Linked DNA regions of Homo sapiens: all the other regions are linked to region 4. The links are chromatin contacts, found by Hi-C in ENCODE. All regions are on one chromosome and are shown on one strand. Each heading gives the region's core, a stretch centred on a gene start or an enhancer-like site at or near the end of the contact. The rest is flanking DNA. Distances are from core to core; before and after follow the strand shown. Region 1 holds the start of TLR6 (toll like receptor 6). Region 2 overlaps DTHD1 (death domain containing 1). Region 3 holds the start of UGDH (UDP-glucose 6-dehydrogenase). Region 4 holds the start of PGM2 (phosphoglucomutase 2).

What was found. Hi-C counts contacts between places; a loop is a spot of excess contacts on that map. Pooled maps may share reads with other maps.
Region 1: a pooled map shows a loop between it and region 4 (5-fold over the local background). The contact joins the promoter of TLR6 here to the promoter of PGM2 in region 4. A Hi-C loop is called at or near these places in 9 of 50 pooled maps.
Region 2: a pooled map shows a loop between it and region 4 (2.7-fold over the local background). The contact joins the enhancer-like site here to the promoter of PGM2 in region 4. A Hi-C loop is called at or near these places in 4 of 50 pooled maps.
Region 3: a loop to region 4 is called in a map of CD4-positive, alpha-beta T cell, with 8 times the contacts of the local background. The contact joins the promoter of UGDH here to the promoter of PGM2 in region 4. A Hi-C loop is called at or near these places in 1 of 168 maps with a recorded cell type or tissue (CD4-positive, alpha-beta T cell), 1 of 37 single-sample maps with no recorded cell type and 7 of 50 pooled maps.

The regions. Positions count from the first base shown.
Region 1 is chr4:38,853,595-38,860,397 of GRCh38, forward strand. It overlaps TLR6 (toll like receptor 6), which reads right to left and starts at 3,223. Exons shown (of 2, transcript NM_006068.5): 1 at 3,167-3,223. RefSeq lists an enhancer at 3,672-4,871.
Region 2 is chr4:36,318,209-36,324,786 of GRCh38, forward strand. The region is part of intron 8 of DTHD1 (death domain containing 1); the gene reads left to right. Among named protein-coding and RNA genes, the nearest start is that of DTHD1, 40 kb to the left of the region's middle. Within about 2 kb of position 2,468, at least 2 of the 41 ENCODE cell types and tissues checked have a DNase peak (open chromatin) inside an H3K27ac peak, as active enhancers do.
Region 3 is chr4:39,522,113-39,529,170 of GRCh38, forward strand. UGDH (UDP-glucose 6-dehydrogenase) reads right to left here and starts at 5,327. Exons shown (of 12, transcript NM_003359.4): 1 at 5,171-5,327. UGDH-AS1 (UGDH antisense RNA 1) reads left to right here and starts at 5,727. Exons shown (of 5, transcript NR_047679.1): 1 at 5,727-6,226. RefSeq lists silencers at 5,042-5,221, 5,472-5,771 and an enhancer at 6,152-6,211.
Region 4 is chr4:37,824,989-37,832,419 of GRCh38, forward strand. PGM2 (phosphoglucomutase 2) reads left to right here and starts at 1,698. Exons shown (of 14, transcript NM_018290.4): 1 at 1,698-1,825; 2 at 4,976-5,143. The coding sequence starts at 1,745. RefSeq lists enhancers at 167-336, 1,369-1,870, 1,871-2,370 and a silencer at 1,581-1,880.

The DNA.
Region 1 (6,803 bases), core at 1,973-4,472, 1.0 Mb after region 4:
TATTATCATTACTATTTTCTTAAACACTTTCTTTTTAAGAGACAGGGTTTTGTCCCACTGCCCAGGCTGGAGTGCAGTGGCACAATCATAGCTTAAGGTCCTGGGCTCATGCCATCCTCTCACCTCAGCCTCCCACGGAGCTGGGGTTACAGGTACAAGCCACTGCTCCTGGCAAAAATAAATTCTATTTTGAAAACAAATCCCTCAATTATCCAAAAATAGCAGGTTATCAAATAAATTTTAGTATCTCTGTATAATTAAATAGTACTATGTAGCCTTTAAAAATAATAAAAATCGAATTGCATGAAAATATTTTCACTATATGTGACAAAAAGCAGTTTATTTAAAAAGTACCAAAGTAAATATGTACCTATGCAAGTAGAAAAATTAATAAGATACATACCAAGATATGAACAGTAATTATCTTTGCACAGTAAGATTATAATGGAACTTTATTTTCCTCTTAGTTTTTATCTATATTTTTCAAACTTTTAACATTCAAAATTAAGTTTACTGTACTATTTACTGAATAATTTGCCAAAAATCAATTGCCAATAATATGAATAATGTGCAATCTCACAAAAAATAAAACAGCACGTTAAATCAAAAAAGCACATAACATCTAGATGAAACTCATGATCTTGGATTAGATCTCAGTTAAGACAGACTTGCTATAAAACATATTCAGTAACAGAAGGAGGGGCAGATTCTATGATGGACCAGCCATTAGATGCTATTAAGAAATAAATTGTAATTTTTTATAATGTTATTTGGCTATTTTAGGAAAATGTAATTTTTTTAGAGATAGAGAATAAAGCTTTTAGAAATAGGTTTCCAGAATGCCTGTTATTTTTACTATAAGATATTTAAGCATAAAAAGAGGAAGGGGGTCAAAGGAGGACTCTTGTTTCTTAAAAGATTTTTTAAAAGGCAAGATTTTTTTTTCACCTATCAAATAGGGAAAATTAAAAAATATAATATCCAGGTTGGTAGGTGGAAACTAAAATAAGAACCCTCATTTACTACTTAGGCAGGAATGAAAAATTAGTACAAGCTTTCTAAAGGGTAATTTGGTAATTTACATAAATTTCTTAAAAATATACCTTCCTTTATTTTAGCAATTCCACTACAAGGAATTTTCTAAAGAAATAGTCAAAAATAACACACAGAAGATATGACTATAAGGATACTCATGACATAATGAAATATTGAAAAAATCAGAATGTCTAGTGTAGAAAATGATTAAATCAGTTATGTATAATTAAATAATAGCCTCAAATACTGTACTTTGAAAAAATGATAATGTTAAATGAATACAGTAATAGAAAATTATGGCCGGGCGCAGTGGCTCACGCCTCTCATCCCAGCACTTTGGGAGGCCAAGGCGGGTGGATCACGAGGTCAGGAGATCGAGACCATCCTGGCTAACGGTGAAACCCCGTCTCTACTAAAAAAAAATACAAAAAAATTAGCCGGGCGTGGTGGCGGGCGCCTGTAGTCCCAGCTACTCGGGAGGCTGAGGCAGGAGAATGGCGTGAACCCGGGAGGCGGAGCTTGCAGTGAGCCGAGATCGTGCCGCTGCACTCCAGCCTGGGCGACAGAGCAAGACTCCGTCTCAAAAAAAAAAAAAAAAAATTATATATGTAGTAAGACTCTAATTTTGCAAAATATGATTAAAACCTGACATATACGTAAAAGCTAGAGGACAAACAATGTGATGAAATATACCAAATACTAATAATAGTGGTTCTCTGAATCTCTGAATTATAGATGAATTTAATTTTCTTTCTTATACTTTCAGATATCCCTAAAATGTCTCATTTTGAATGTCCTTTATAATCCAAAAAAGTTATCGTAAGGCAATTTAAGAGTTGTCTTTATAGCTGTGTGAAAATATTTTATATTTAAAGAAACGTGCTTGTTTTATTTGGAATATTAAAATATAAAGATGGAGAACTTTCAGATAATAGTAGATAACTGGCATTCACAGATGAGGACCTACCCTACAGGTCCCCGGCAACCAGACCCACGGTGTCTGGGTTCATGGGACTGAAAATCAGTCACCAGGTGGAAAAGCTGGTCAGCTGTCCTTATGGTATCCTGCCACAAAAACGCAATATTCCTCCAGAGGCGTTCATACCCTGAGGCAGTTCCTAGGGAATACACTAAATGAACAAGATAGTAACTTTTCTATTTATTGGGAAAAAAGGAGGGAAAAATGGGAAGATGAGAGTGGAAGATTAGAGAGTTCACAGTTTTTTAAAGAAAGTAAAAATAAACAGGTAAATGCTCTTGATTTTTTAAATGCATCAAATAAAAAGGGTGAGGAAATAGATGAAATAAGCTACATTTCAGAAAAAAAGGGTAGACAAGACCTATGAAAATTAAAACTACAAGGAAGAAGAGAGCAGAAAAAAAATTAAGTGAAATAAGTGGAGGAAAGATCACATAATCAAGTTAACAAATAGGCAAGAAAAACATTGTTTCATTTGTCAAACTGAAGGTGGAAGGACCTGGAGGAAGGCAATTGCTACACTGTGCCAGATTCAAGCTTGTGAAGGGGCTTGGTCCCGGCCACTTCCTCCATTTAATAAATGTTTATTCAGAGTCTATTTTTCTGCCAGTGCCATGCTACGCACTAGGCACCAGGGATATAAATATGAATAGGACTGACATAATTCCTGCTTTCAAAAAGCTTATGAATTAGGGACAGACACAGACCAGCAAACTGTTACAGTGACAAACGACAAGGGAGATCAAACACACGTCTGCTGTAAAAACATATAATAAATAGGTGCCATATCAGTGGTATATAAAAATTACTGTTAAATGTTACTGAAAACAATAAACTAGAGAAAGACGAAAAGAGAAAATTCGCTGGGCCAAATCAGAAGAAATAAATAACATTAGTTTTGTTCCTTAATTATCACCACAAGCGCTAGTTGTTTTCTATCTTTTCAAGACAGCTGTAAAGACGCTGCTCTTCATCCTGCTCGTGAAATTCAAAGGACATTTGCAACATCTACAAAAAAAACCACTTCAAATCATTTTGCAAAAATTTCAAGGAAACATTACCTATTTCCTATATAATGAATGGTTAGCAAACTTGCTTACTTGAAGCACCTGTGCCATAATGTGAAAAAGCCACAGAAGTCTTTCTACTTACCAAGATCTCTTTTTCAGAAGAAGAGAAAATAACTTGTAAATGAACGGAAATACAATTGAAAATGCTTGACAAACACAAGTTCTTAAAGTTGAGTAAAGCGGTACCTTAGAAACAGATTGGTGCCATCTGTTGGCCCACACTGGAATTACTCCTACGTATATTTTTACCTTTCAAAGGTCCGGAGGTGAGTTAGCAGTTTTTTCTGGGCTACAGACAAAACCAGTAATCCAATTTTCTAATTCGTGTGAGGAAGCAACTTACAAACAATTCAATGTGAAGAAAAATATTTTTCTAAGGTAATATTTCTCTGTAAGAGTTTGCAGCCTGGTTATTACATTTGTCACCTGAGTGGAAAGTTATTTTAAACAGCCTGTTTTCTATTATCACCATATTTAACATTTCAAGAATAATTGCAGTTTCCCTTATCAAGCAATTTTGAGCATTATTTTAGCTGGATGAGATAGTTTAAAATAAAATAAGTATAGTTCCACAATTTGGGTTTTTTTTTAAAAATCAACTTCTAAGGAAAGTTTACTGGTTGATACATATTTATGACTACATATTTAGCCATATGTACGAGCAATCATACCCACATTCTGATCAACATTTGGTGTTATTAAATGGTTTAGATTTTAATTTAGGAATAATAAATAACACTGAAATCCTGCAAGACTAATTTAAAAATCAATTTTCTAAAGACCATTTAGAAGAATTTCAGAATGACATCAACAAAGGCTGATTACCAGAAGTCTCTGGTTAAACAGAGACTTCTGGTGGACAGTAAACCCTTTTCCCCAGACTTCTTGCTTAACTGAGTTCTGCAAAGGACAGAAGGCATGAGTGAAACAATCATTCTATAATTTATCTCACTGTCTGGCACAATCTCATCTTTATTAAAAAAAAAACAACAACAAGTTAAGACCTTACAATTTGGCTAATGACAAAGTTGGACATCTCCGTAAGAATCACTTCTGCTTTCAGGAGGAAGAGAAAGGCTGGCTTCTTGTGATTCATCCTTACTCATCAAACATAACAGGAAGTCTCCTCAGGCCTGGGGAGGCTCAGTAAGGAGTGGATGGATCTCTGCTCCACTGGCAAAAGGAGACAGCCAGAAAGCAGCAGGTATCTGTGACCCTGGAAAACCAGATTTGTGAAACAAGCCAAGGGAAAGGGCTGGCTGTGGCTCTGAGGGAATTTCAAGTAACCGTGGACTAAAGTCTTAAGAAAACAGACAACTATCACTGCAGATCTGGGCACATTGACATGTCTCATTAGGAGATTGCATCACAACACCAATGTTCAGAAACAAGGAGACTATTCTTGTCGAGGCTGTCATAACTCAGAAACGTCTGTAAGGGGATGACAAAAACACAAAAATCAAGTAATAGCGAAGATGGCAATGACAGTTAAGCAAACAAAGAAACAGACAGTACTGGGCCGAACCTCCACTTGGCCACTTACTGTGAGGCTTGGGACAAGTCCCTTAACCTCCATTTATTCATCCACAAAATGGGAGTACTTTTAGGAAAGATAATGAATTTAAAGTGGCTGGAATAGTGACTGACACAGAAGAGAAGTCATAATAGTAAGGAGTTTGGTGCAAATCATATAGTTTTTTTGTATGCTGAGGGGTAAAGATTTCAGGATATACTATGAAGTGAAGAAAATCAAGGTGCAGGCTGGGCACGATGTCTCATGCCTGTAATCCCAGCACTTCGGGAGGCCGAGGTGGGTAGATCACCAGAGGTCAGGAGTTCGAGACCGGCTTGGCTAACATGGCGAAACCCTGTCTCTACTAAAAATACAAACATTAGCTGGGTATGGTGGCAGGCAACTGTACTCCCAGCTACTCGGGAGGCTGAAGCAGGAGAATCATTGGAACCCAGGAGGCAGAGGTAGCAGAGAGCTGAGATTGTGCCACTGCACTTCAGCCTGGGCAACAGAGTGAGACTCTGGCTCAAAAGAAAAAAGAAAGAAAGAAAGAGAGAGAGAGAGAGGGAGAGAGAGAGAGAGAGGGAGAGAGAGAGAGAGGGAGAGAGAGAGAGAGAGAGAGGGAGAGAGAGAGAGAGAGGAAGAAAGAAAGAAAGAAAGAAAGAAAGAAAGAAAGAAAGAAAGAAAGAAAGAAAGAGAGAAAGAAAGAAAGAAAAGAAAGAAAGAAAATTAAGGTGCAGAACTGTAAGAAGAGTATGACATCAATTGTATAAAATCTAGCCATTTACACAGGTTATCTTCTTGCCAGGCATTGCTGTGACTACTTTCCAAGTATTAACTCATTAAGGTGCTGTGAGATAAGTACTGTCACGTCATCTCCACTTAGCGCAGCTGGGTAATCGTTCCAGCTTGCACTGCTGGTCAGTGGTGGGGGTGGGATTCGAACCCAGGCAGTTTGGCCCCAGTGCCTATGCACTTAAGCATCATACTATGCTGCCTTAGAAGACACCCTGTGTCCTCATAAGACACACAGAGAAGAGAGATACAGAGAAGCAGAGCATTTGCAAACAGAGGCAGAGACTGGGGTATTGCAGTCACAATGCAAGGGATGTCTGGAGCCACCAGAGGCTGGAGAGAGCATCACCCTATGAACAGCTTGATTTTGAACTTCTAGCCTCCAGAACTCTGAGAGAATGAATTTTTGTTGTTTTAAGCCACACAGTCTGTGGTGATTTGTCATGGTAGCCACAGGAAACTTAATACAAGGGTCTACATACATATGTTGATAGAGGCATATGAATCTTTTTTTCTCAAAAGATACATAAGAAATGTTCACCTTTGAGCAGAAGAACTAAGAGAAATAGATTATTGGCCTTTTTTTTTTTTTTTTTGAGACAGGGTCTCGCTCTGTTGCCCAGGGTGGAGTGCAGTGGCGTGATCACAGCTCACTGCAGCCTTGACTTTCCCCACTCAGGCGATTCTCCCACCTCAGCCTCCCAAGGATCTGAGACCACAGGCATCCACCACCATGCATGGCTAATTTTTATATTTTTTTGCAGAGACAGGGTTTTGCCATGTCGCTCAGGCTGGTCTGGAATTCCTGGGCTCAAACAATCCGCCCACCTCAGCCTCCCAAAGTGCTGGAATTACAGGATTGAGCCACCCCGCCCGGCCTCTTCACCATTTTATGCTTTTTGTCCTATTTGAATTCTTCACTATATATAGATATGTATATATGTCTTAATTTTTAAAAAATAGTGTCACACTGGGTTAAGTATTATAAACATAATCTGAGGCCACCCAATACACTGTCCCAATACAGACACAGGCAAAACATTATTTTGATGACTTTTACTTGTTAAAAAATGTTGTCTTTCTCCAGATAATAAATAAATAAATAAATAAATATTAGTGTCTACCAACAGCTTTAAAGTAAGTTTTGTGACAATTATCAATATCATAAGATACACATACGACAGAGATAAGATTGATAATTTTGGCTGGGCGCAGTGGCTCACACTTGTAATCTCAGCACTTTGGGAGGCTGAGGCAGGCAGATCACCTGAGGTCAGGAGTTCAAAACCAGCCTGGGCAACATGGTGAAACCCTGTCTCTACTAAAAATACAAAAATTAGCTGGATGTGGTGGCTGGCGCCTGTAGTCCCAGCTACTCAGGAGCCTGAGGCACGAGAATCACTTGAACCCA
Region 2 (6,578 bases), core at 1,218-3,717, 1.5 Mb before region 4:
TGTGTTGAATGGCTATTATGCTGTCACTTTGTTAGCACATAAAGCTAGGATTATTAGTCAAAGATACAAGATGGATTTTAGGGCATCCAGGTACACCTTTGATGTTGTATGATGTCTGTACTATGCTTTAGTACAGAGATAATATTAGAAATATTTAACAAATGATATGACCTGGACACCAACCAGTGAACTTGAAAGCAGCCCTCAGTACAGAGGAACAGTCTCCTGGCGACATTAACTTTACTTGCTGTTTTGGGGGAGATCCCGTGGTCCATGGGAAGCATGCATAAGTAGAGGAATTTATTAAGCCATTGATACTGAAAATGAGGCTTTGATGACAGTATAGCCAGCCAATCTGGTGTACATCTATCAGTTTTGCTTCTGTGCATTTTCTTTTTCTTTTCTTTTTTTTTTTTTTTTTTTTGAGACGGAGTCTCGCTCTGTCGCCCAGGCTGGAGTGCAGTGGCGCGATCTCGGCTCACTGCAAGCTCCGCCTCCTGGGTTGACGCCATTCTCCTGCCTCAGCCTCCCGAGTAGCTGGGACTACAGGCGCCCGCCACCACGCCCAGCTAATTTTTTGTATTTTTAGTAGAGACGGGGTTTCACCGTGTTAGCCAGGATGGTCTCAATCTCCTGACCTCGTGATCCGCCCGCCTCGGCCTCCCGAAGTGGTGGGATTACAGGCGTGAGCCACTATGCCTGGCCTCTTCTGTGCATTTTCATTTCCACCATAAGACTTTGCACCATACGGCCGTTACTTACGCATGCGGCAATTTTCCCTGAGATAGTCCCATAGCTGCTTCTTTATCATTCAGGGCTCAGCTCAGATGTCACTTGTTATTCTTATTCCCTTATCTTCTAATCTGAGGTCACTTTTTTAACTTGTTACCCTTTCTCGATTTACTTCCTAACACTCATCATTGATATTTTTAGATTTATTTGTTCATGTATTTTCTATTTTCCTTTGCTTCTTTAAAAAGCAAACTCCATGAATGAAGGACCCTGTCTATTCTATCCAGGTTCCTTCTTCTGTGATTAGAACAGTGCCTGGCACATAGTAGGCACCCTAAATATCTATGACTTGGTGAATAAGGGGAGGTCTATAGCTGTCTCCAGATTCTAAAAGTTTAAGAACTATTGACTTGAAGGAATACTCAAATTCTCTCTGTTCCGTAGTTTAGAGCCTGATTCTACAAACTCTTAACTGACAGGCTAAGGCATCGATGTGGATCAGCATGAAGATGTGGAGTGGAGAGGGGTACCTAAGGGCTGCTCTCCAGGCAGCTCAGCTGGCACATTGCTTCCAGAAAGCCTCACGTTGCTTTGCTGCCATAAGAGGATGAAAGGGAGACAAGCCAGTGGTGGTTGGAATTCTCTGGCAAGAGGCGGTAAGGGCCTTACTGAGATGATGGCAGACCATGCAAAGAAAGGCCGTTATGTCAGAGACGACAGACATGAAGTCCAAAAATGTGATAGGAATTCAGCTTTCACTTATTAGTGTTTCCTCTGTTGCCTGACTTTATAAAAGTAGCCAAATTAGTCAAGCCAAATTAGCCAACATAGATAATTTAGGGGTTTGTATAGATTTTCCTCAGTAAAAGTCTGTGTTTACGATTGTCCAGTACTTTTGCGTCAGCTTCTTCTCTGTTTTGCTTGTAACACACCATTCCTTACCTATGTGCCTGAGTAATTCTTACTGAACCTCTTTCACATCGGTGCTGAAGTGCAGCCTTGCCAAGGAAGCCTTCCCTCACTCCTCCTTTGTACCAGGTTAAGTGTTCCTGGTATATGGAGCTACGGCATTTTGTACTTTCCTTATCACTGTAGTTACCATATTTCATGACATCCACTTGCTTGTTTCCTTCCCTTGTTGCTGTAATGGCTTTTCAGGGAGTCTTTTTTTCTGAAATATTTTTTTTTCTAATCACCTCTCCTTGTGAAATTTTATTACCACGGATATACTGTATGTCTATGTACCATATATTTATCTGTGTTTTATACATCTGAAAGAGTAAGCCTTTTTGTGTCTCAGCCAAGAACGAATTTTCTCTCCCCAAGGGTGACATTACCAAAATTGAGAATGCATGCAACGAACTGCGCAGGCACAGACACTGTCCAGCTCAACTCTGTATTGCCAGTGCGGACACATAGTACATGCTTGATAAATATTTGTGACTAACTAGATGAACAAGATAATCTCTGCAAACCTTACAGTTACTCAACCTTGAAATTGATAATCCTGAAACTATATTGGCATGTTTAAAAATAGTACATTTAAACTTCTGCTGTCTTTCATAGATGAATCTACTGCCAATAGGCCATCTGTGCTTTCTTTTTATTCCAGATGGGTTCGTATAGGGCTTTCCAGATTCACTCTTTGAGCCCTTTCTTGTGCCCAAAGTCTTCAGAAATAAGTTTGTCAGGTTGAAAAAGAATCTGTGGCTGTGGGAACTTTTTTCTTTTCAAACTAGTATAACTAAATGGGAATTGAAACTATGACATTTAGTTTTGCAAGATGAGACTTATTTCATCAGAATTTAAAAAATTCACCTCAACTAAGCAGTATTAGAATGTGCTATTTTTCAGGAAATGGAAGTAGCCTAATATAGCAGTAGCTTGGCATTAATGAACATGACACTATGTGGATATTTATACATGTAGCATAAAATAGGTGAAGGTATTTGTCAAAATTAAAAGTGCTTCACAGAGAACAAACAGTAAATATTTACATATATGTATCTAGGCATAGAACCACACACATAATTATAATGTGTGATGTTAATATACTGTGTCTGATTCATAAAGATGAGAAGACATATCACTTTTTACTTCATACTTGTGAGGATCTCTGCGTCTCTTATTCTTCAGCCTCTGTAGTTCATTCATTCATATATTAATTAATTCAACAAACAGTGTATCCCAAAGGCTCAACGTATAGTGGTGTCCTGGTATGTAGGGTCTCATTTTTCCCTTTCTTCTTTATAGCATGTTTTCAACTCATAGGCAGAGTTATCCCTTAAAGCAGGAGTCCCCAGTCTCTGGGCCATGAAATGGTAGCAGTTCGTGGTCTGTTAGGAACCAGGAGGTGAACGTTGGGCAAGTGAGCAATGCTTCATCTGTATTTACAGCCACTCTGCATTGCTTGCATTACTGCCTGAGCTCTGCTTCCTATCAGATCAGTGGCGGCATTTGATCCTTGTAGGAGTGCAAACCCTATTGTGAAATTCACCTGCCAGGGATCTAGGTTGTGTGCTTCTTACAAGAATCTAATGCCTGATAATCTGTCACTGTCTCCCATCACCCCCAGCTGGGAACTTCTAGTTGCAGGAAAACAAGCTCAAGGCTCCCGCTGATTCTACATTATGGTATATAATTATTTCATTATATATTACAATATAATAATAATAGAAATAAAGAGCACAATAAATTTAACTTGCCTGAATCATCCTGAAACCATCCCTCCAACATGGAAAAATGGTCTTCTACGAAACTGGTTCCTGGTGGCAAAATAGTTGGGGACTACTGCCTTAAAGCATTAGTCAAATCATCTCATGCCTCTGCCCCAAACCCTTCAGTGGCTCCCAGCTTCCATCAGAATAAAGGCTCTGTGTGAACTTGGCCCTCACTGACTCCAAGGCATTCTCTGCTCTACTCGCCTCCTCACTTATTCAACCACAGTGACCCTCTTGAGTTTTTGGAATATGCCACACCTGCTTCTGCTTTAGGTCTTTGTGTTAGTGATTCCCCTTGCTGGAATGTTCTTCCATCAGATATCTGCATGTCTGTTACCCTTACCTCCTTCAGTTCTTTGCTGAAACTTCACCTTCTCTCTGTGGTTTACCCTGACTCTAACATTGCAATCTACTCTTACCCTGCAACCTGACATTCCTAATCCTCTTTAATCTGCCCTATTTTTTCCCTCTAAGTCATTTCTCCGTTTTTACATGTGTTTCTTCATTTGTACATTTCTTGCAGAAAAACCCTCTCTTCCATAACTAGAAAGTAAGCTCTGTGAAGACGGGGAACATTTTTTGTTCACTGCCAAATCACAAGTACCTAGAATGGTGTCAGGCATAAGTTAGATGCTCAATAAACATGAGTGAATGGGTATATATAAATAGAACTTGCATTTTATGGACCAAAAATGTGAGGAGGACAGTGAGAAGTGCCAAGGAAGAAAATAAATTAGCATTAGAAGATGGACAGAATTGGTGGTGTGAGTTGGTAGGTGGGATAGCTAGGGAAGACCTCACTGTGGAGGGGACTACCGAGCTGAGGAGCAACCGGAGACCAGAACCTTCCTGTATGGCCAGGAGAGCATCCAAGTGGGAGACGCAGCAAGTTCCAAGACTCCGAGACGGGCACGCATTTCAAGTCAAGGACTCGAAGGAAGGCTGTGATGGTCAGTGCGCATGTGAGGGCCACAGAAAGATGATGAGGTTTGTAAGATAGTAAGCGTCCTGGTGATACTTCATATTCTATATAATCTTCTGAAAATGATCCCACAAACAATATATTTGAAAATATGTGGCTGAAAAGAATAATGATTCACCACTAAATCTTTCTGAAGTTGTGCCTCAGCCTTTCTCCTTTCACAAAATGTTCAAGTAAATTCAGTTCACACTGCACATAATTGTATTTTGGCAGAAACAAGGCAAGTTTCAAAAAACTCTCAAAGGTTTTTTAGATGGAAGGGAGTGGAGAGAATATTTTGTGCATGTGTGCGTGCGTCTGAAGTCACGCCAGATAGGTGACTATATGCCATTTGCTTATTTGTGCTAACTTGGGTTGTGACTGCTTTTGACTCCTTCCTCCTACTTAGAGGTTTTGTTTTGAAGGAAAGAAGGGCTCCAGATCTGACTGCTGTCACCTATTCGAGGCTGGAGTTTCCCAGTAAAACCTAACCCACACATTTACGTAAGCCATCTGTTGACCCAAGTTTTGCTTAGCCTGAACTTCCTGGATTATTATTTTTTTAAACTGAACTCCTGACATGTGATTTCTAGTAAATAATGATACTGCTTCAACACTTTCTTTCTCACCACATTAAATAACTTGCTGTGTCAAAGGGAGGAAGCAGGCAGATGGCAGTGCAAGAATCAGTTCGTCAGAATCGCCACTTTCACCACTTTGGATTTCATTACCATCTCACTGCTCTGCTAGGGATAATGTTGTTCCTATATTATTTTTTCCACCAATATGAAATACCAAAGCAATTTTGACTAGATAAATGAGATGATTCTGAACCATTAAAAAATGTTTACATCCAAAAGCATTTTAATTCTACTCAGACTTCTCAGTTGCAGTAATTTTACAAAATTATATTAGGGTTGAAGGATCAAATGGAACTTATTATGTTATTGCTAGGTATTTTAAAAAGCAGATTGAAAGAGCACATTAGAAGAAATTCCTATAAGAAAAATCAGGATTTTGTTTTGTTTTGCTTTGTTCTTGCTGTGGTTTTTGAGGGAATAGTGCCCACATTGTGATTGTTAAGTTTTCCATAACTTAGTGTCATGCTTTCTATACTAGAGTTAATTCCAGTAACATGTTTGGTGCATCATGTCCCTTCCCCTATCAATTACAGAAGAAAGCCACTAGGTTCTTGGTAAGTAGAAATATTATGTTAATTTTTTAACCTCTAAAAGTTTCCAAAATCTTCTCACTCTTTCCAATGAGAAGGATGGATGGAGAAGGGAGAACTCTGGCACTCCATGCATCTCCCTTACATGTTATCCTCATGTCTGCAGTTCCACTTTCCTACAGGCAACCAGAATGACCTTCAAAGCCACAATTTTGACCATGTCACTAAGAGGAACATGAGGGGAAAATGAACAAAGCTGGTTTAGTCAGAAACAGGATCCTGTGTTCTTTTTTGGAAAGTACTTTGACAACCAGTTTAATGAGAAGAGATTATTTCCCTTCTCCTCCCCCCCATTCCTTTCTCTTGTTCCCTTTCCCTTTTCTTTTTCCTTTCCCCTCCACTCTCCTCCCCTTATCTCTTCCTCTGCACCTTCTTTTTCCTGTCCCTTCTCCCCTTTCTCCTTCTCTGGCCCCTCTCAACGCCTCCCTCCTCCTTCCTCCTTCAACTCTTGGCTTTAAAAGATAAGGTTTTCTCTGTTTAGAGGGCAGTATAACTAAACAGGAATTGGGCACTGTATCGTTATAGGGCTTTTGATTTTTCTTTTACAAAGGAAGCACAGATATTCCTGCCTATCTAAATAAATTTGATAATTAAAATTTCATTGATGTGTTTGCACTTATTCTCTTAAAACTGTAACATTTAATAAGTAAAAAGTTATGCTCATTAACTCAAACAGATTTTAGTTTATGAACTTCAACTGTTTTTGTTTTTATTTTTTCTTCTGTAGATGTATTATATCAGTCAACACGTTAATTTAGCAACCACAAAATCCCTAATATATACAAGATATTCTGTAAGGCCTAAAAGTGATAATAATAATAGTAGAAGCCAAAATTCTAGCTTTCAAGGAGATTACAGTCCAGTTTAGGAAATAAAGTATAAAACTTTAAAAGTTATAAAACAAAGCAAGAGATAAATAATAATTGAATACAAC
Region 3 (7,058 bases), core at 4,077-6,576, 1.7 Mb after region 4:
TTAAAGAAAATGTAATTTCTGTAATTACCAAAGCTGTTACACAGATTTTTTTCCTTCCCAATGCCAGCAGAAAAGTGGGTTACACAGATTTTGATAGATTTTCAAAAGCATTAGGTGAACTGATTCACACTAATCAAAATGACAAGGAACTGATTTATACATAAGTATGCTCATTTATCCGTTATAATGAGAACTGTCAAACTGATCAGATTCTTAAAAGCAAAGAATGGTTTTGCCTTGCCAAGACCTCAGACATCATCTAATCTAACCCATTCACAGATTCCAAAGAGAAGGAAAATGGTAATCAGAGAGTTTAAGAATTTTTTAGTATACTCCTGTATGGATCAGAGAACGCACTCTGGAAGGCTGGCCTAATTTGAATGCCTGGCAAGAAGAATATCCCTATTATGAAAAAAGACAAATCATATAATTAAGATTATCCAATTCTTTTTGGTTTGAATCTGTATTAAACAATATTCTAAATTTTCGTTTGGTTCTCTGGATAGATTTCCCTACTAGAAGAAAATGAGCTGACTAATCCATGTAGGTATCCTGGATTGTTTGTAGCCTGTGTTAATAAACTACCAATCTGGCTTATGCATTGATCTTTAGTGGTATAGATATCAACTCATGGAGTCTGATCCCTCATGACTTTTTTTTTTTTTTTTTAATGAGACAGAGTCTTGCTCTGTCGCCAGGCTAGAGTACAATGTGACCTCGGCTCACTGCAACCTCCGTCTCCTGGGTTCAAGCAGTTCTCCTGCCTCAGCCTAACGAGTAGCTGGGACTACAGGCACACACTACCATGCCCAGCTAATTTTTGTATTTTTAGTAGAGATGGGGTTTCACCATGTTGGTCAGGATGGTCTGGATTTCTTGACCTCGTGATCCACCCGCCTCAGCCTCCAAAAGTGCTGGGATTACAGGCATGAGCCACCACGGTATTTATTTTTTTTGAGACAGAATCTCACTTTGTCACACAGGCTGAAGTGCAGTGGCACCATCTCAGCTGCACTTATTACAACCTCCGCCTCCTGGGTTTGATTCTCGTGCCTCAGCCCGCCAAGTAGCTGGGACTACAGGTGCATGCCACCACACCAGGTTAATTTTTGTATTTTTAGTAGAGACAGGGTTTTGCCATGTTGCCCAGGCTGGTCTCGAACTCCTGAGCTCATGCAATCTGCCTGCCTCAGCCTCACAAAGTGCTAGCATTACAGGCACGAGCCACTGTGCCAGGCCCCTCATGACTTTTAAAAAACAATTAAAAGAAATAGAACTTTGGTAAAATAGTAAAAATGGACAGAATTTTGAATTATATGATTCAATTAAATAGAACAGTATTCTATTTGAATCTGTATTCAAATAGTATTCTTAGCCATATGAAATAAATTTTTAAAAATTATTTATTCTGGCCAGGCACGGTGGCTCATGCCTGTAATCCCAGCACTTCGGGAGGCCGAGGAGGCTGAATCACCTGAGGTCAGGAGTTCAAGACCAGCCTGATCAACATGACAAAACCCCATCTCTACTAAAAATACAAAATTAGCGGGGCATGGTGGCACATGTCTGTAATCCCAGCTACTTGGGAGGCTGAGGCAGGAGAATCGCTTGAACCCGGGAGGCGGAGGTTGCAGTGAGCTGAGATCGTGCCATGTTGCACTCCAGCCTGGGCAACAAGCACGAAACTCCATCTCAAAAAAAAAAAAAAAAATTATTGATTCTGAATAATGTTCATATGGTTCAAAATTAAATCTGTTGTAACAAGGTACACATGAGAAGTCTCACTCCAACCCCTTCCTTATCTACTTTGCTATCCCCTACTTTGCTTCCACACAAGCAATCCGTTTTCTTGTATATCCTCCCAGCTACAAGTAAATATACATATATATTCTAATAATCTTGTCTTTCTAAATTCAATAGAATACCATATATACTATTAACACCTGGCTTTTTTCACTTAATTAAACCCAGTATATCTAGAATACCTAAAGAGTAGAATCTCAAAGTAATGTTGGACCAGAGGATCTTTTAGGGTTACCACTTAATCTCCTAGCCAAAAGGTTATTAGGGCAGCCTTTACTCTTAATCTCAACCAGGACAGGTTCTGCTAACACATTTATTAAATGTAGAATCAGTGTCTACTCGTTGCAGCTCCTGGGCTTAAGGAGTTCATAGTTTAATAAGGCACAGCCAGGCTAACAGTTATTTGCTGCTGCTCCCTGCTGTATCCTTGACTCCTAGAATAGCAGCCTCTCAATGATTATTAATTGAATGAATGAGTAACTCTCCACAAGGGCGTCTCTTTTTGAGATGAAGACTTCTGTGTAAATAGCTTTAGTTCAGATTGCCGATCATAGTATTTTTGCAGTAATTGACCAGAATACTATCAACTTTTTTTTTTTTTTTCTGACACAAGGTCTCACTCTGTTGCCCAGGCTGGAGTGCAACAGCACAATCTGGGCTCACCGCAGCCTCCGCCTCCCAGGTTCAAGTGAGTCTCCCACCTAGCCTCCCAAGTACCAAGTACCTGGGACTACAGGTGTCCGCCACCATGTCCAGCTAATGTTTGTATTTTTTCTAGAGACAGGTTTTCACCATGTGGGCCAGGCTGGTCTCAAGCTCCTGACCTCAGTTGATCCACCTGCCTCAGCCTCCCAAAGTGTTGGGATTACAGGTGTGAGCCATCGCATCTGGCCAAGTTCTTTTTTTGAGTTACCTAAAGAACTTCAGCATGTTTCCCCAGAGTTACTTCTTATCTGCCTTGATTGTGAGACCACATTTCAACTTGCTTTACATACATCAGCTGGGATAGACTACTGATGGCAGGTGAACTTGTATCACAGAACTGGATGTGTTTTACACAAGCTTTATTTTGGGTATTCTCGCCTTGCTATTTCCCATGAAATACGGCTTACCGATGACAATGGGAGAATCAATGAAAAGGCTGATGTACAATCTGTGCAAGTCCAAATAAATGCTCACTTGGAAGTTTCAATAAAATCTTCAATAAGCTTTAACATGGAGTTTGACATAGTGTTAGTGACACACTTTGCATGACACAGATGTCTGCCAACTCCATTTTCTATTTCTTTTTTCTTTTTGAGACGGAGTCTCACTGTCACCGAGGCTGGAGTGCAGTGGCACCATGTCGGCTCACTGCAACCTCCGTCTCCTGGGTTCAAGCAATTCTCCTGCCTCAGCCTCCCGAGTAGCTGGGATTACAGGTGCCCACCACCACGCCCAGCTAGTTTTTATATATTTAGTAGAGACGGGGTTTCACCATATTGGTCAGGCTGGTCTCGAACTCCTGACCTCAGGTGATCCATCCACCTTGGCCTCCCAAAGTGCTGGGATTACAGGCGTGAGCCACTGCGCCCAGCCCCATTTTCTTTTCTTTTTCTTTTTTTTTTTTGAGACGTAGTCTCGCTCAGTTGCCCAGGTTGGAGTGCAGTGGCGCAATCTCGGCTCACTGAAAGCTCTGCCTCCCAGGTTCATGCCATTCTCCTGCCTCAGCCTCCCGAGTAGCTGGGACTACAGGCGCCCGCCACTACGCCCGGCTAATTTTTTTTTGTATTTTTAGTAGAGACGGGATTTCACCATGTTAGCCAGGATGGTCTCGATCTCCTGACCTCGTGATCCGCCCGTCTCGGCCTCCCAAAGTGCTGGGATTACAGGCGTGAGCCACCACGCCCGGCCCCCATTTTCTATTTCTACTTTTATGTACCCTCTGGCCCTCTATTCTGCTGTCAGAGACATAGGAGTGTTTCCTTATTAAATGGGTTATTTTGAAATGAGTTTTTACCTCTGTATTTTGGGAGAGTCACAACAAACCAAACCGTTCCAAAACTACTCTTCATGTAAAATTTCATAAATTCAAATAAACATTCCAACCCAGAAGGGGTCACTAACAAATAACAAATGCCCTACTACAATCTAAACGGAATATAATCCTTCTAGCCCCAGCTCTCTACAGCATATTTTGCATAGGTACCCAGGAGCTAACGATGGGCATTATAGTTGGATACATCAGCTTCACACATTTTAATCATTTCCAGAAATTAAACAGTAAAAGATGCCTGACCAGAGAAAAATATTTAATCAGTAAGAAAGCCGGTATTAATTTTATGTCTAAGGGTTATCATGTAAAGCTGTGGAAGTAAACAAGAAGGAAGATGGATTATGCTTATCCAGTTATAGATTTTGTTAGAAAAAGGAGTACAGCAACGGGAGAAGAAATGAGATCTTTTCAATCAGGGTTGTCTACCCCTTACCTTAAACTGGATCCTGGCCACTAATAAGCACATCTCAGAGCAGACAGTCAGCTCTTTCATTTCCAGAACCCCCCTGAAGAAAGACTACTGTTCTCCATTTCTTAAGGGATTTGAAGAAACTCAAAGGCTCACTGTGTCTTTGAGGTCTGTCGATAGACAGCTACTGCTCTGTATGCCCATGAATAGATCCCTACCAGCGAACCCCTCTTTTCTCTATACTAGAATTCCTAACCCTACTAAGTTATCTTCCTATATATTTATAGGACGTATAATTTTTCAAGATCTCACACAAACATGGTCTCCCGAGGCACCCAGGAAAGGCCTTCCCCGACATCAAACAGAGCAATTCTGTGGTGTAGGGGGCCAACAATGGATTCCAGGACATCCCGGACAGATATCACGGCAGTCTTAGTATTTTGCTCTCAAGAGGGCTTTCTGGCTTCGTTTCTCTTTGGTTTCTTAAGAGGGGCGGCATGAGAAAAGCAGGAGCCCCTCAGGTGAGCAGACTCTTAAACACAAACAAAAGACTACGACTCTGCGGCCAAAATGAGGTCCCCAACGAGAGAACCGCTTCCTGTGGTGGGCGTTCGGCTTTGGAGGCGGCAGGGAAATCTCATCCAAGTCAGGAAAGTGGGTAAAGGCAGAAAGAGAAGGGGCTGGAAGACTCACGAGTCTTGAATAAGAAGCCCAGACGACCACATCCCCAGGACAGCAGTTCCAAAATGCGGTTCCCGCCCTAAGCCCCAAAGAGACGAAGGTCGTGAGACGGGAAGCCCGGGACCCAGCGCAGCGAGCGACCGGGAGCAGCGCGCACACCCCAGCCCCGCTCCCTCCACATCCCGCCCAGACCTGGGAGCATCCCGCCCGGGCGGCGGGGCCAGCCTGGGAGCGGCGCTTACCCACTTCCCAGCAGCAAGCGCAGGGACCGCTCCTATCCCGATCGTTCGGACAGCACCTTCCTACGGGCCGCGCCGCCGCAGCTTCTCCACCCGCGCCCCGCTCGATCTGAGCTCCCTCTCGGCGCACGCCCCTCCCTCAGGCTGCCACGCGTTACACTCTGAGTCCCGGGCCTGAGCCCGTATTTAAAGGCTTTTGCCTGCGAAGGCGGAGGCTTCATTCCCCCGCAGCCAGGCCCTCCTGGATTCTGCCCTCAGCTGCTTCCTAGCTCCCCCTCCCGCTACACAAGGCCCAGGGCCAGGTCCCTATTTCCTTCACGGCTCAGGGGCGGGGAGACTGGGGCTGGTCCTGGCTGGGAGGGCCTGCCCCGCCCCTGGCCTAGCTGGGCAAATCCGCTTTGGCCAGCTCAGCGGCTCCGCCCCTACCGCGAGCGGCGCTGGGCGGGGCTGCGTGCGTGGCGTGTCCGCTGGACCAGGGGACGGGGGCGCGCCGCAGGTGTAGGAGCTTTGCGCGCCTACCTGGCGGTCGTGGGTCGAGGAGGGGTCAAGAATTGTTGTCTAGCAGCCCTCTCCCCGCTGCCCTGTCCTGGCCGAGGCAAAGGCCGCGTGCGCTCCGCGTCTGCCAGGCTTTAGGGCTGCGCGGACACTGGGTGGGTGGTGGGCCGAGGCGACCGGAAGGTCCTGGCCGCCTTTCCGGTCTCCTCAGCACCCTGGAGCGCCGCCCTCGGGTTTCGGTCTCCTGGATCTGCGGGTCGGTCTCGGCGGGCGGATTACTCCTCGCCCACAACCTCGAGGCCCCGGGGTCAACCGCGCCCTCCGGGCCGGCAACCCAGGGTTTAGTCAGATTCCTCCTGACCCACCGCTTCTGGGAAAGAGGCGCCTCCCGTCAGGAGGATGCTGAGTTCCTCATGACTGGACCAGTGAGTGTCCACTCCCTGGTCCCTGGCGAGAGAGGCGGGACCCCCACGCCCTCCTGGCGCTCTTTGCAGAGATGTTCCTCAGGCCCAATCCGGGATTTGGGATGTCTGTGCGTGCTGTGGAGCAGAGAGTTTGCAACATGTAAGTGCCGTGCGTGAGGAAGAGTAAAATTAACCTATGGAGCCTGCTCATTTTTAATGTGGAGGGCAGTTCCGTTCCTTTCTTTCGCCGCTTCGAGGTCATTTTAACACTCAAATCTAACATATAAGAAAAAAAGCCAGGCATAATCATGGCCTTTTATTTCCCTCATTAAGGATTACATCAGGTGACATAAGCCATTTTAACATACATCATGAAGAAAGTGATTAGTAATTTATAAAGGCACATTAAAATACCATATAAATTACGGTTTTCTTGATAGGATCATGATGGTGACTTTAAGAAAGTGGTTGAATGTGGATGAAACAGTTTGCTGTGGATTGTAGCACGTGTGGCAGGATATGTAGGCTTGTTGGTTGGTTGTTTTGAGACGGAGTCTCCCTCTTGTCGCCGAGGCTGGAGTGCAGTGGTGCGATCTCGGCTCACCTCAACCTCCTCCTTCCAGATTCAAACGATTCTCCTGCCTCAGCCTCCCGAGTAGCTGGGATTACAGGCGCCCACAACCATGCCCGGCTAATTTTTATATTTTTAATAGAGACCGGGTTTTGCTATGTTGACCAGGCTGGTCTCAAACTCCTGACCTCAGGTGATCCGCCCGTCTCGGCCTCCCAAAGTGCTGGGATTACAGGTGTGAGCCACTGTGCCTGGCCAGTATATGTAGGCTTTCTGCATTCTATGCAGTTCAGTTCATTCATCCAACAAATATTTAATGCCTGTTGTGTGTCAGACGTTATCCTAAAGACTGAAGATGCAAAAGGGATTAAGACTCAATTCCTTTGGCCAGGCACGGTGGTTTACGCCTGTAATCCCAGCA
Region 4 (7,431 bases), core at 448-2,947:
CCAACCCCCAGCTCTTGAAAATCACTGATTTGTTTCCTTTACCTATAATTTTATATATTTCAGTGTTTTTTTTTTTTTTTTTTTCAGGGTCTCCCTCTGTCTCCCAGGCTGGAGAACAGTGGCACAATCAGGGCTCACTGCAGCCTCGACCTCCCAGGCTCAAGCGATCCTCCCTCCTCAGGACTCCCTCCAGCTCCCCCACCACGAAATAGCTGGGACTACAGATGAATGATGCAGTATTTTGGGGTGACGGGGTATGGGGGTGGGTGTTTGAACTCTGTCACTCAGTGTTTGTGAGATTCATTCATGATGTTGTGTATAACAGTAGTTCACCTGCATTGCTCTATCAATGTGCCATGATTTATTTATATGAATTGGTATGGATATACTACCAAGTATTTATCCATTGTATTGTCGATGGTCATCTGGGTTGTTTCCAGTTTGAGGCTTTTACAAATAATGCTGCTAGAAATATTCTTGCCCGTGCTTTTTTATGCTTATGGGTATGCATCTTCTTTATGGCTTGGTGATACCAGCGTCAGGAAGATGTGCTCCTATGTTAGTTTCCCTAAGTTTCACGCTACTATGGAAAGAGACCACCATTTCTGCTGTCCTTCCCAGCTTCTCCCCCACCTCCCCTTTTCCCTAGTTTATAAGACAGGAGAAAAGAGAGAAAGCAAAAAGTTGGAAAAAAACAGAAGTAAGATAAATAGCTAGACGACCTTGGCGCCACCACCTGGCCCTGGTGGTTAAAATAATAATAATAATATTAACCCCTGACCAAAACTACTGGCGTTATCCGTAAATTCCAGACATCGTATGAGAAAGCACTGTAAAACTTCTTGTTCTGTTAGCTGATGTATGTAGCCCCCAGTCACGTTCCTCACGCTTACTTGATCTATCATGACCCTTTCACGTAGACAGACCCCTTAGCGTTGTAAGCCCTTAAAATGGCTAGGAATTTCTTTTTCAGGGAGCTCGGCTCTTAAGACGCGAGTCTGCCGACGCTCCCGGCCGAATAAAAACCTCTTCCTTCTTTAATCCGGTGTCTGAGGAGTTTTGTCTGCGGCTCCTCCTGCTACACTACCTTTCGCACTTAGAGATACAATTGATCTGGAGTTCAGAGCTGTGTGTGATGGGAGGTAGGGGGCCAAGTTCCCTTTTTTCTTTTCCCTACGTGGATATCCCTTTGACCGAGCACCATTAACCAAAAATAGTTCCTTCCTGTGCTCTGCAGCCCCGCCTCTGAAATAAATTGTCCATACACGTGTATTTTTGTTTCTGGTCTCTATCTTATGTTCCACTGGTCTTCCTACTTTGCTTTTCTTTTTCAAGATTTTTTTCTGGCTGTTCTTGACCCTCTGAGTTTCTACATAGTCTTCAGGCCCCTATCTGGGTGCACTTCCTGGTATCCCAGCATCTGACATGTGCCTGGCGCGCAGCAGGAACTCACGGCTGGCTGTAGCCTGGATGCATCAGAGACGATGGCAAACCCTTCTCACACGTGCCAGGTTCCAGCAACCCACCCTAGCCCCGCAATTCCTCCTCGCTCACTCCCACCCCCTGCAGCGCACCCGCAAACGGCAAGGAGGCGTGCCCGCCGCGGCGCGCGTCACTTTCCCCCGGACCGACTGGCTCCGCCGCGGCTCTCCCCGCCCCCGCCTCCGCCTCCACGTCTTGGGGCCGGGCCGGAAGGCAGATCTCACCGCCTGCTTCCCTCTGCAGCGGTAGCACAAGCTCAGCGATGGCGGCTCCAGAAGGCAGCGGTCTAGGCGAGGACGCCCGGCTGGACCAGGAGACCGCCCAGTGGCTGCGCTGGGACAAGGTGAGGGGCACCAGCAGGCGGGGAGCGCCTGGAGCGGGGCCGGGTGCTCTGCCCTCTCCAGGCGCGGCGCTGCTTGCTCTGCCTGAGCTGCCTTCCCGCCCAGTGCATCCCGCTTCTCCCCCGGGAAGACCCAGGAGCGTACGGCCGCTGCTAGGCTTCCTTCGACCTGGCCGGCATGCGGCACGTTCAGAGTTAGGCCGGGAAGGCTTGTCCCCGGACGAAACCAGCCATCCGGCCGGCCGGACTGCAAGTTCGGAGTAGAGGAGCGAGCCAGGGTGGTGTAAGCGCGGCCAGACCCTGGACGCTGTCTAGTTGAGGGGCGCACGCCTTACTGTCACTCAGACCGCTGGCTCGTCGTCGGTAGTCGGCTGTGCATCCCCATGGACCCAGAATCGCTCCGTCCCGCGTATTCCTTTGGCCGCTGAGACCTTTGCAGAGCAGCGTTCTGGTCCGGTCCTCCCATCCCGAGGGCTTGGTTACAAACGTGGGTTGTCCTCCCGGGTGGGCCCGCCTGGCTTCAGGAGTCCCCCTTAGAACTTTGACTGCCAGGGAGGCACACCTGGGACACAGCACGGTTTTCTCTCTCTTCATTCCGTTTCTTAGAATCAGGAACCCAGCTCTGGACATCACTCCCTCTCCTCTCTATAAACTTGCGTCTCGCCCTTTCGACCTGTTCTGCTTGCTGTTAGGTTTTCTCGGAATGTCCCTCGCTGCTCTCCTGCTGAACTTGTTTCTCCCGTTGTGACTCATATTTTGTGCCTGAACTTAAATGTGGCTTACGTAGAGAGTCAGTCCTTCCTTGGCTCCGAAGCGTTAAATTATTTATCCCTAATATTCACTCTAAACAGTCTGTTATTTTCCTTTATAGCTCTTACTACAAATGGTAAAAACAAAAAACTCCAAAAACACTTGTTTGTAGGTTTGTTTAATGTCTGTCTCCAGGGCCGACTTCAGGGGCGAGAGACCCCTGCAGTCTCACAGGACTCGCGCTCCTTGAAGGGCCCACTGTTGTTTTAATGTCCTGCTGTCCTGTCTTGAAAGTCTTACTGGTAAAACAAGAGGTCACCCACTTTCATTGTGCACTGGACCTCCATAAATTATGTGGCCAGGCCTCTCTATTCTCACTACCTTGGTTTGTAGTGCCTGGCATAGGCATAGTGCATGACACATAGTAGGTCACTGAAATACTTGAATGAACAAAGAAGATTACAAGGTCAGTAGGGGTCAGGTCTTTGTCTTTATTTACCATTCTCTGGCCCCTACAAATAAAATGTCAGCAAATCCCATTTCCAGGATGCTATTGGCAACTCCTTGGGGGCGTTTTTCTTTTCCTGGGAAGATAACCTTGTGATTCACAAGGGAAGAAAAATGTTTCCATTTCTGATAACTTGTAGCTTGCAGAGTACAGAATTCTTTTGAAGTCAGAGTTCATAATGCACTTTCTCTAAGAAGAAGAAGAAAACAATCTAATTTCTACACAGTGTTGCATCTGTGTATAGAAAAATTGTATTTCTCTGGGTAGAGATGAGATGTCCTTTTTTTTTTTTAATCACTTCTCATGTTCTATCCTCTGTTAATTTCTTCTTTGCTTTGAGACTGGCACCTGAGAAGAAGCCCATTCATTCTCCAGTGAACCTCCCACCAGCTAAAAGCATTGCAGCCCTCTAGTCAGACTACCCCCGGCGACTGGCAAGGCGCCCTGGCAGGTGCCCTCTGTCTTTCCACCGTGCCTTCATCCCTGCTCTTTTCTCTGCTGTCAGTTTTGCTCACTGCCAGGGCTGATTCTGATCCTGCTGTACTCTTGACTTGTCATTCTTACCTGTCTGTCTCCTTTGTTTCTCTCAGGCTACTTAGTCTTTCATAGATATCAAAGACCAATTAAGATTTTCCAGACCTACACTATGAACAAGGGAGGATCACTCGATATTGAGTGTGGCAGTGAAGTCCATGTTTTCTGATTCACTCCACTAATATTTATTGAGGCTCTTTTATGAGCCTCTTTTATGTACCTGATCTGAGCCTTTCTTTGGGGCACCTGACAATCTGATAGGTAAGACTGTGTTCTGTAATTAGCATCTGCTGTTTTTCACCAAAAAAGATGGGGTTTACTTGATTCCCATTGAATCTGCCACAATCTGGAAATGTGGGCTTAATTCCAGAAAGCCAAGGTTTTATTGCAGTAGTATTTCAAAGTTTAATTAAATGGCCACGTCCTGCGTGAGTGCTCATCTAAATGGATAATGACTGTAAAACAGGAATATAAAGTCCTTCCTCTGTTGTTTTCCTGAATTCATAACTTAAAAGTCTCATATGAAACTAATGTGATTGTCATTATTTTTCTCCAACCATAACATTTTCTGCAACTACCATACAAAAAAAAAATAGGGCAATGTATAATGAACTTAAATGAATCATGTTAGCGTCTATTTGAAGCAGTTAATGTTATAGAAAAGGCACTAGATTAATGTTTATCTTGCAATTTAAGCAAGTCACCCAATCTCTGAGGCTTCCCCATCTATAAAATTGGGTTTCTGTTATTTGTCTACTTCTTGGAGATGTTACAATATTCAAACTTGACCAGGTATGTGAATGCCTGGTATGAATTATAAAACATTACAAAAGTAAGGTTTTGACTTAAGTTGTGTAATCTATCACTCTGGAAAATTTGAGGGCATTAGGGAAAAAAATGGACATTTAATCACAACTAAATGCCAGGTAGAGAAAGATATTTTACATTAATTTGAAGTAAACCACCTTAAAACCTTAAAAATCGTGTAAGGGAGGTTCTAGATTATTCCCATTTTGCAAATAGGGAAACAGAATTTGAGAACTGGAATAATCTGCGCAAGCACCTAGAGTTGGCAAGTGGTATTCTGGGATTCCATTCTGGGGGTTAGACTCATATGCTAAAATCTCTACTTTGATTTCTCCAAAGGTGCTTACCTTGACAGGAAAGAAAAGAACACTTACATTATAATGTCAAACTGACTTCATATTTCAGATTTCAAAAGCATCAGAAAATTGAAAGGTCTACATATATATATATACATATATATATATTTTCTATAGATTAGAATGATTGTGAATTTTTTTACATTTCTGATTTTTCATTCACTTGTCTGGCTGTGTCTATACATTTTTGTTTTTCAGAATTCCTTAACTTTGGAGGCAGTGAAACGACTAATAGCAGAAGGTAATAAAGAAGAACTACGAAAATGTTTTGGGGCCCGAATGGAGTTTGGGACAGCTGGCCTCCGAGCTGCTATGGGACCTGGAATTTCTCGTATGAATGACTTGACCATCATCCAGACTACACAGGTACCATGTTTTTTATAATTCTTAGTAACTCAATGTATCCCCTAGCTCATTTTCTATTTGGCAGACCTAATTTATTCTAATTATAGACATGTCTTACCAGCTTGGCTAGACACAGGAAGTCACCACCATTTACTCCATAAAGTAAGGCTTGCACAATAGGTCGAAGTAGCACTTATTCAGGACTCATATAGCCATCCATCCATTCATTCATTCATTTAACACACTTATTGAGTACATACCATGTGCCAGCACTGGGGATATAAGAATGACTCGAACAAACAGATTCTCTCATGGAGCTTTCATTCCAGTATAAATGCACCAACTAAGCTGACAACTTTTAAGGTCCTGTAATTTTTGCCATGATTACATAGCAAGTGCTAAAAAGCTTTTCTAACTGCCGGAGTTACCAAGAGCCTGTTCTCCTTTGTTTTATAGTATGGATTGAGTCTGTCTTAATTTGTGAATATTTTTGTCAGAATCTAGACCCAGCTTTTAGGAAGGAGATAATTTGACAAAACAGAAGTGCTTCTACTGGGTATTGGCAGTACTGTTTATGAGGGAAATGAAATAGAACAGATTATTCACATCAGTATTTCTTCACCTTAGACCTGTTGATGATGAATGTCACTTTAATTGTGGGAAAAGAAAGGCTAGAAAAAATTGCCTAATAGTGATTACATGTGCCTCACGTATACATCCCAGTGTAAAAGGCAGAGCTGGGCATGTTGTAACAAAACTCCAACAAGGAAAGCTTATCTAAGGGTATAGAATTACCACAGGGGCCAGGCGCGATGGCTCACACCTGTAATCCCAGCACTTTGGGAGGCTGAGCCAGGCAGATCACTTGAGCCTAGGAGTTCATGACCAGCCTGAGCAACATGGTGAAACCCTGTCTCTACCAAAAATACAAAAATTAGCCAGGCGTGGTGGTGTGCACCTGTAATTCCAGCTTCTTGGGAGGCTGAGACAGAAGGATTGTTTGAACCCGGAAGGCAAGGTCGTAGTGAGCCGACATTGTGCCACTGGACTCCAGCCTGGGCAACAGAGCAAGACTCTGTCTCAAAAAAAAAAAAAAAAAAAAAGAATTGCCATGGGAACTCCTGGTCACAAATTGTTATTAAGCAATAGGGCTCCCTGAGATGCTGGAGGAAAGACTTAGAATGGGGTAAGTATGGGAATCCTGTTTGGTTCATGGATAACATAGGAACTGTGCTGCTGAATAAGGTTGCCTTCTGTACCAGTTACTAGGGCTATGTAACAAATCATTGAAAACATAATGGTTTAAAACAACAACCACATTTATTTTGCTCACAAATCTGCAATTTTGGTAGAACTCAGTGGGGACAGCTTGTCTCTGCTCCACTCAGCACCATCTGGGCCAGTTTGGAGGTTGGAATCATTTGAAGGCACCTTCATTCACACGTCTGAAATTATTACTGGCTATTGGCTGGGATCTTAGCTGGGGTTGGAACCCCTTCATGTGGCCTGGACTTCCTTATAACATGGTGGTTGGCTTTCAGTGAAGTATCCAGAGAGGGAGAGAGAGAGAATGTGCCAATTGGAAGCTGTGCTGACTTTTATGACGTAGCTTTGAAAGTCACACAGTGTCACTTCTACCGTATTCGGTTTGTTAAAAGTGAGTCAATAAGGCTGTCTCATATTCAAGGAGAGGGCACATAGATACCCACTTCTCATTAAAGGAGCATTGATGTCACATTGTAAGAGGAACATGTGAGATGGCTTATATTACTGGGGCCATCTTTGGACAATCCAGTTGGTTACACCTGCCATTGGGCCTAATTGTTAGGGGTTTCTAAGGGATTCTAGATTAACCTAGAGCTTTTTCCCCTGTATTTTTCTATATCTAGTTTCTGAGAATAATGAAATGTATTCCCATTAAGGACTATCTTACCCATTTTTATCCTAGAATTCATCTCCTCTGGGGGTAAACCCTGTGGTAAACATAGATGATCAATATTCTAAAGGTCATGTAATTCAACCAGACACCCCTTGGGATAATTTTCTCCATGACCCCACCACTCTGAAGTGCTCATTCAGCCTATTCTTGGATACTTGTAATAGGAGACAGAGATGTGAAGAGTTAAGAAAGTTTTATCTGAGCAGCAAGTATATCTTTAAAATCTTAGGAGTGGATTCAAAATTAGAGGCAAGAGGATTCCCAGAACAAACAACCCAGGTTTCTACCCAGTCTTGGGTAGTGTTCCCTGGCAGAATGCTGATATGCAAATATATTTGTCACTTTTCACTGATCAGACTTTCATGGTGGC